2 separate regions of the Homo sapiens genome follow, and region 1 is linked to region 2. A link is an interaction called in ENCODE POLR2A ChIA-PET data of the cell type or tissue named here. Cell type or tissue: Panc1. All regions are shown on one strand. Each heading gives the region's core, and the rest is flanking DNA. Links, peaks and the distances in the headings are about the cores only. Region 1 overlaps THOC1 (THO complex subunit 1). Region 2 overlaps TYMSOS (TYMS opposite strand RNA).

Region 1 (4,405 bases), core at 109-4,108, 410 kb before region 2:
TGTCTTTCTTATCCCTTAGTGGCTTTTAGGTTTTCTCTGAATGCCCACAGTTATGGCATGATGTAATGAAGAGTAGATTTATCTTTCTTTATCCTGCTTGGCAGTTGTGACACACTTTTAAGCTGAGGATTTGAGATTTCCTTCAATTCTTTGCAATCCAGTTTCTCTACCATTCCCTCCATTTTCTTCTTTGGAAATCCTACTAGACAGATGTTGGAAATTCCCAATCTATTCACCATGGCTTTTAACTGCTCTTCCACTTAAAAAAAAAAAATCTGTCTGTGCTGCTTGCTGGATGAAGTTCTCATCACCTTCTTCAGTTCACTAGTTCTTTGTTCATCTATGTCCAGTGTATAGTTTAATTCTGTGTGCTGAGTTTTGGTTTCAATTATTGTATTTTTCATTCCCAAGACTCCCGATTAGTTGTATCGACTGTCCTACTTCATTTCAGCCTGCTTTTGTTTCATGATTTCTTGTTCCTTTTCAATGGATGTTATCTCATCGATTATCTTTTTGAGTATCCAAAACATACATAAAGTCTTGGTCAGGCTATATATTTCATCTGGAATAAATATATATATATATCCCAATAGTTGATTTTGCTGGTGATCCTTCTTAGCATTAGATTTATGGATTTTGGAATTTTAATTTATCAGAGTTTTGAACAGGAGCCTTTTCTTTTGGGATGTTTGTTTACTTCCTTTCCCCTCCCTCTCTGTGTACATCCTTCCCTGTCTAGCAGTTTTGCATCTGCTTCTACCAGGGCCCCTGAGTCCAAAAGTCTAGAAGAAGTCTTATGATGACTTCTTGGAGCAGCTGTTTCATAAGTATACTGAGCATATCACATATCTGGTCACTGAGCAAGCAGATGGACACAAAGCTGTCTTTGTTATCCCTAGGCTCACAACTTCCTATAAAACCATAGCCCTTGGCAGAAGACTGGCAATATTTTTTCTTAGTTTCTTCCCAAAACTGGATAAAAGTTCCACCCTAGTCCTTGGCTTCAAGAAGTGAATCTGGCTCTGGCCCCTTGTCCCACATGGTGCACATTTAGTCTCTGTTACTTGTAGCCAAATTCCTGGACACCACCACCTGCCTTGGATAGAGAGTCCAGCAGGCCCAGGCTGCAGTTTTGCTCACTACTTGGCATTTCTGGTCCATGAAGATATTTATCTTGTTTCTGGAAGCCCAGCCTTGTCTCTTTTGTTTTCTCGTTTATATTTTACCCGTCATTGCTATGTGTTTGGAGCAAAGGGAGTGAGTCGAAACATAAACTCAATGTGCCATCTTGACTAGAAACTTTACATAATCTTGTAGCATTATATTTGAATAAAATTTACTTTTTAAAATGTATAAATAAGATTAACAAGGAACTTTTAAACCCCTTACTTGCACCTAAATAATAATTATGAAATATTTTCATATACAAATTAAATCCTAACTTGACATTTAAAATATATAGACATGAAAGTAATTAAACTGCATTTATTCCAAAATTAGTTTACAAAACAGACTTAATGTAGAACTACTTTCACCTTTGAAACCAAATTAGTCCTACTTCTGAAAGGAAGAAATGGGACTTTCAAACTAACATTAATCAATCAGCTTTAACCCAAAGTAAAATAAGAAACATTTCTATTCAGTTTAACTTAGAAAGGCTGTCAGCTAAACGGAAATAAAACAAGACCATTTCTTATTATGCTTAATGAAAAAGAAAAACTTATACCTTTTCACTTGTTAAAAATTTTGCAAAATATACATGTTCTCCTCCTGTTTTCAATTCTTCCATCTTTTTTCTTGAGGCCTGAGTATCATCTAATTTATAACTCTTAAAAACAGCTAAAACTTCTTCAGAATACTGCAAAATAAAAATATTAGTTTTATTCGACATTGTTACCCAAATTTGTTTAGTGCTTTTCTGCATCAAAATGCCTAGAATTTACTCCCAGTCAATCATGTATGTAGACTGTATATTGCAAGGCACACTAACAATACAAATTATGATAGCAGAATGGGAGTTAAAACTATTTTGTATGATATTTCACTTGTTGCAAAAGTAGGTACAAGCTCCCTACTCCTAAAGAAATATAATTTCTTGGCCAGTGGTGGTGGCTCACGCCTGTAATCCCAGCACTTCGGGAGGCGGAGGGGGGCGGGTAACTTGAGATCAGGAGTTTGAGACCAGCCTGGCCAACATGGTGAAACCCCGTCTCGACTAAAAATACAAAAATTAGCCAGGTGTGGTGGCGGGCACCTGTAGTCCCAGCTACTCAGGAGACTGAGGCTGAAGAATCCCTTGAACCTGGGAGGCTCCGTCTCAAAAAAAAAAAAAAAAAAAACGAAGAAATATGATTTAAGAAGTCTGTGTAAGGGACAAATAGATTAGGGAACATTTTTAAGAGTGTACAGAAATTTACCAGTGAAATTGTTTAACCACCTGTGGAAACTCTTACGCATTTCTTGTGCTAAAAACTGAGCAAATAAATTCCACCAAATTCTGTCCAGTTAGAAGACAATTCCAGATTATTTCTCACTAACCACTTAATCTGAATTTGGATGGTGCTGCCCCCACAAAAAATTGCATATAAAACAAAAACTATTAAAAATAACATAACACACACCATGCTATTCTGAGAACTACCTATTTATCTTAGATTTTAATTATGACAAAAAAGGACAACTGATCTTTAAGTAGCCAAGAAAAATATAACAAATTCTTCTAAAACAGGATTGGCAAACTTTTTCTGTAAAGGACCAGAGAGTAAGTATTTCAGGCTTTGTGGCCTTTATAATCTCAGTTGCAACTACTCAGCTGTGCCATTATAGTGCAAAAACAGCCACAGGTAAGTGGATGGTCATGGTACTATTCCAATAAACCTTTGTTTATAAGCAGTAGGTTAGATCTGGCCCAGAGCCATGACTTGAGGACTTCTGTTTCAACAAGATAGCTAAAATAATTTTGTACAAAGATAGAATATATTCTGCAAAATATCAATTTATGTTAACAACACTCATTATATTCAAAAAAAGCAAGGCTGTAATGACGAACTTTTAAATATCCGATTCTTATATACTACTTCACAATATTAGTGGTTTAAATATTAATTTATAATTTCACTTGTTATGAAATTGGTATAAAAATGTAAGAGGCAGAATTACATAGTGAAAAGTATGTTAGACAAGATTAAGTTTTAGCTCTATCACTGTCTATAAAATACTGGGCTTCTGATAGTCTGTCAATGGCAACTTACCTTGAGAAAAGTTTTCCATGAAATCTTCTCATAGCATTGCACAGGGTTCCTGAAGTAATCCTGAAGTGACCAGAATTTTCGATACAGGTTGTAATCAATTGGAATAGAGCTAATAAAATAAACGTTATATTAAATAAATCATTCAAATTCTTTTACAAATATCTAAATATTCTTAACTTAGCTTTGGTCACAAACCGTTTTCAGAAGCTAATGAAAGTTATCAGAAAAGTACACATTCACAAATGCTTATATAAACTTTTACAAATCATTTTAGGGAACTCATAGACCCCAATAGACTCTTTATCTACACTGGTGGAGCCCCTGAATTTTGGAAGGACACATGGTTATTCAGAATTAAAGATTATGTTTCCCAACCAATCTTGCTGCTCGCATGGTCATGTGATTAAATTCTGGCCAATCAGTTGAGAGCGGAAGTCATATGTGCAACTTTTGGGCCATATTTTATCACTGGCCTTTTCCTCTTCCTGCTGGCTAGAATGCAGATGTGAGCGTGAGCCACCTTGCACTACAGGAAAAAGGGCAAACACCAAGATGATGGAAGAAGAAGGTAGAAGAAGCCTGGGTCTAGGCAATCTCACCGAGCAGTGCTCCCTTACCAGCCTTGGACTGCCTGCTTCTAGACTTCGATATGAGGGGGAAAAATCAACTTTTATGTTGTTTAAACCAATGTTAATCTGAATCTATGTTAAAAGTCACAGGTATCATATCCTAACTAAAAATATTATATCCTAAGAAGCACCAGTATGAGAAAAACATATATGGTACATATCAAGTTAGCATCACAAAAATAAGCCCTTTATCTAGTAACTTTATTATGGCACTACTAATTCAACTTCTAATCTTGATATGTCACAAATCTACAGTGTCAATACATATTCTTTTAATTTAAATTTTTTTTTTTAAAGGAGTCTCACTCTGTTGCCCAGACTGGAGGGCAGTGGTGCGATCTCAGCTCACTGCAAGCTCCGCCTCCCGGGTTCAAGCGATTCTCCTGCCTCAGCCTCCTGAGTAGCTGGGACTACAGGCACCCGCCACCATGCCCGGCTAATTTTTTGTATTTTTAGTAGAGACAGCATTTCACCGTGTTATCCAGGATGGTCTCGAGTTCCTGACTTCATGATCTGCCCACCTCA
Region 2 (4,405 bases), core at 165-4,164:
GCATTAATTTACCATTTTAACCATTTTAAAGTGCACAATTTGTGGCATTAAGTACACTCACGTTGCTGTGCAACCATCACCACCGTCCATCTTCAGAACCTTTTTATCTTCCTAAACTGAAACTCTGTACTCGTTAAGCACTCACTTCCCTTTTCCCCATCCCCCAGCCCGTAGCAACCACGACTGTACTTTCTATGAATTTGACTACTCTAGGTACTGCATGTAGGTGGAATCATACAGTATTTGTCTTTTGCTTTGTTTTGTTTTGTTTTTTGTTTTCTAAGACAGGGTCTCACTCTGTCGCCCAGGCTGGAGTGCAGTGGTGCAATCACAGTGTCCTTTTGTGACTGGTTTATTTCACTTAGTGCCATGTTTTCAAGGTTCATCCATGTTGTTGCATGTCTCAGAACTTCCTTTTTTAGGCTAATATTCTTGCATGTATTTACCTAGTTTTGCTTATCCATTCAGCCATTGATGGACACTTGGGTTGCTTCCATCTTTTGGCTATTGTGAATAATGCTGTTTTGAACGTGGGTGTGCTACATAGTTACTTTTTAAAATTGGCACAACAGCGCTGTCTTTTGACATACGTATTTTATGGAAAACACAAGATTTTCCTGGCTGACGCTCAACCTCATAATTTGGACCTTGGTGCAACACAATAATAGGAGAGCTATGTGTCAGTATATATCACTAAGGATTACAATGAGAGTATATACAGTCAGTATTACAAATTATAAAAAGAAATGTAGGCCAGGCACGGTGCCTCACACCTGTAATCCCAGCACTTTGGGAGGCCAAGGTGGGTGGATTACCTGAGGACAGGAGTTCGAAACCAGCCTGGCCAACATGGTGAAAACCTGTATCTACTAAAAATACAAAAATTGGCCAGGTGTGGTGGCGCATGCCTGTAATCCCAGCTACTCAGGAGGCTGAGATGGGAGAATTGCTTGAACCTGGGAGGCAGAGGTTGCACTGAGCCAAGATTGTGCCACTGTACTCCAGCCTGGGCAACAGAGCGAGACTCTTTTTTAATAAATAAATAAATAAATAAATATATAAAAGAAACGTAATGAAAGAGAGAGAACTCTGAACTTTTAAAGAACTTTTCACCCAGTCTTGATCTATCTGACAGAAAGGCTTGTCAGAGAAAGTTAGAGTTCAGAGGCAGCCAATTGAATATAATTAACTCCAAATGAAGATAAACCTTTTCTAAATCATAACTGAAGGCTATAAAAAATGAGAATTATGTTATTTTTTTTTTGAGACAGGGTCTTACTCTATTGCCCAGGCTGGAGTGCAGTGGCATGATCTGGGCTCACTGAAGCCTGACCTCCTTGGCTCAGGTGATCCTCCCACCTCAGCCTCCTGAGTAGCTGGGACTACAGGTACTACCATGCCCGTCTATTTTTGTATTTTTTTAGTAGAGATGGGGTTTCTCCATGTTGTCCAGGCTGGTCTCAAACTCCCAGGCTCAAGCAATCTGCCCGCCTCAGCCTCCAAAAGTGCTGTAATTACAGGCATGAGCCACTGCTCCTGGCAGGGAACTAATAGAATCCTGGGTTCTTCGGTGTGCAATAAATCTCAAATACAGTCTATTCAACCATAGATTTTAAATATTTGTTAGTGAAGGTGACAAAAAAATAAGTGATTAAGAGAACCTATTTTCTATCCAATGAGCTATCAAAAGCTTATAGAGTGGAAAGAGAGTGGGGGAAGTGAGGCTCAAAACAGCTAAATGGAAAGAAGATTTTGCATGCAGGCTGAACTGGATTTTCATCCTGGCTACTATATTCTCCAGATGTGTCACTTTGGCCAAGATCCTTAATCTCAGTGTCATCTATAAGGTAATTAAAGTACACTAGTGCCCCACTAATCTGTGGTTTTGCTTTCCAAGCTTTCAGTTACCCGAGATCAACTGCGGTTTTAAAATATTATGTGGAAAATTCCAGAAATACATAGTAAGTTTTCAATTGCATGCCATTAAATCTCATGCTGTCCCTGACCCCTTCCTCTCCGGAGGTGAATGCTCCCTTTGTCCAGTGGCTCCACGATGACTACATTCCCCAAATTGTTCTCTTAGGAACCCTTTCTGTGTTCAAGGAACCCTTACTTTACTTAATTATGGCCCCAAAGCACAAGATAGGGATGCCGGCATACTGTTATAATTGTTCTATTTTATTATTAGTTATTGTTGTTCATCTCTACCTGTGACTAATTTATGAATTCAACTTTATCATAGGTATGTAGGTATAGGAAAAAAACATGGTATGTATAAGGTTCAGTACTATCTGCAGTTTCAGACATCCCCTGGGGGTCTTGGAACATATCCCCCGTGGATAAGGGGAAACTACTGTAAAAGTTTGTGTTTTATAGAGTAGTTGTGAGAACTACATTAATCCATAATGTGTGGCTCATGATACTCATTGATAGATGGTAGTAGCAACAATAAAAAATAATATTATCAAGTAACTGATTCATAATTGACTCTCAAAAACGTTAATTTTCTGCTTTCCTTTACCTAAGTTTACCTACATGTTTGAATTTGTAAAGGGAAGGTTTTTCTAGACCAATAATTTTCAAATATTTTTGCTCTCATACTTCCTCAAAGGAAACTGAAAAAGTTGCAACATACTTGCATGTCATTTTTCTATATAAGTTGAAAGAATAGCAAATTGTTATTTTCCCACGCATCGTAAAGATTAGCAGGTCATCCCTCTTTAAAATGTACCAAATGGAATCTAAATATCATCGCAATTTGACCCAGCATCATCCATTTAAACAAATATACAAGTTTTTCTTTAACAATGAGAAATTTTATCTCATTACATTTTCTCCCTAAACTCTTATTTCAATCTACATTCCTAAGAATTTTATCCTAATGTAGTATATTTTTATGCTTAAATATCTTTTGTTGATCAACACAATTTTGATCATTTTTAAATTTTAAAAATTAAGAACATCCTGTGACATCAAATTCTAGGTATGAAATATTTATTCTAGATTGGGTGATCATTATAATTATTTTTTGTACATAATTGATCAAAATAACATAAATATACTACAAATTTCTATGACTACTAAACATATAAAAGTAAAATTTTAAACAAATATATCTCTTAATGAGAAGGAAGAGCTTTTTATACTCCAATAAGTTAACGTATCCACTAATAATTATTATTTCTTCCTAGAACAAGACAGGATTAAGCATCATGACCGTCCCTATTGGGGGATGTTTTTATAGATGCAAGCACTGTGGCACCTACTGGTATAAATGCACCTGCTGATTGGAATGTTCTTTCCCCAGATCTTCCCCTGCTGGTTTCTTCCCAGTATTCAGGTCTCAGCTCAAATGTGACTTCCTCAATGAGGCCTCCTGGTGATCAGATCTAAAGCACCCTCTACACAATCACTGTTTAGTGCTATACCCATTAATTTACTATCATCACACTTGTCACTATCTGCAGATGTCTTGTTTGGTTACTTTTGTAGTGTTTGTCACTGCCAGAATATCAGTTCTATGAAGAAAAGGGCCTTGTCTGTCTTGCTGTTTGTAGACATGAGGAAGGCACCATGATATAAATGTGTGTTAATGAATGAATGAATGAAATTTGTCTGAGAGAACCATTCATTCTAACCAACATTTATGGAGTAACTACTTTGAAAAGAACCATTCTGTCTTTACTATCAAGCCAAGATACTCAAGGAAGGCAGCAGAAGTGGAAGCTCCATGTGGGCAGAGGAGCCTAGTCTTGAGATGTGATTTAGCTGGTATTTGGGTGAAACAAATAAACCAGCCTCAAAATAACACAAGGGGCCGGGTGCAGTGGCTCACGCCTGTATCCCAGCACTTTGGGAGGCTCGAGGCAGGCAGATTACTTCAGGTGAGGAGTTCGAGACCAGCCTGGCTAACATGGTGAACCTCCATCTCTACTAAAAATACAAAAACTAGCTGGGCATGGTGATGGGTGCCTGTAATCCCAGTTACTCGGGAGGCTGAGGCAGGAGAATTGCTTGAGCCTGGGAGGCAGAGGTTGCAGTGAGCTGAGATTCTGCCACTGCACTCCAGCCTGGGTGACAGAGCGAGACTCCGTCGAAAAGAAAAAAAGAAAGAAAGAAAAAAAACACACAAGGATGTGCAACTGATGCAGGGCAGGTGAGCCCAGAATTGGGCTTAGCTCAGGAGGGTTCTTGGTTTTGCTCAGGAAAGAATTTAAGAGCTACCTGGTAGAAGAAAAGCTCTACTGATATGGCAACAGCTCCCTGAGTGCCCCTGTAGAGCAGAGCTACCCTATAGGCAGTGTGCTGACAGCAGTAGCTTAAAGGCAGGTCTGCAGTGATATTTATAACCTACTTTCAATTACATGCAAATTAAGGGGCAGATTATGCAGAAATGTCTAGAAAA

What was found. Peaks named below come from ENCODE experiments on the same cell type or tissue, not always from the same donor. Only the 100,000 strongest peaks of a DNase experiment are listed, where the experiment ranks them.
Region 1: POLR2A ChIA-PET joins it to region 2 with 7 read pairs; 2 of 35 experiments call an interaction of 5 or more read pairs at or near these places.

Annotation. Positions count from the first base shown.
Region 1 is chr18:244,598-249,002 of GRCh38, forward strand. THOC1 (THO complex subunit 1) reads right to left here. Exons shown (of 21, transcript NM_005131.3): 10 at 3,252-3,360; 11 at 1,727-1,858. Among named protein-coding and RNA genes, the nearest start is that of THOC1, 21 kb to the right of the region's middle. In Panc1, for the core only: no CTCF peak of the experiment used is centred there; no DNase peak of the experiment used is centred there.
Region 2 is chr18:650,378-654,782 of GRCh38, forward strand. The region is part of intron 1 of TYMSOS (TYMS opposite strand RNA); the gene reads right to left. Among named protein-coding and RNA genes, the nearest start is that of TYMS, 5.1 kb to the right of the region's middle. In Panc1, for the core only: no CTCF peak of the experiment used is centred there; no DNase peak of the experiment used is centred there; H3K4me3 peaks cover 183 bases; H3K27ac peaks cover 1,120 bases.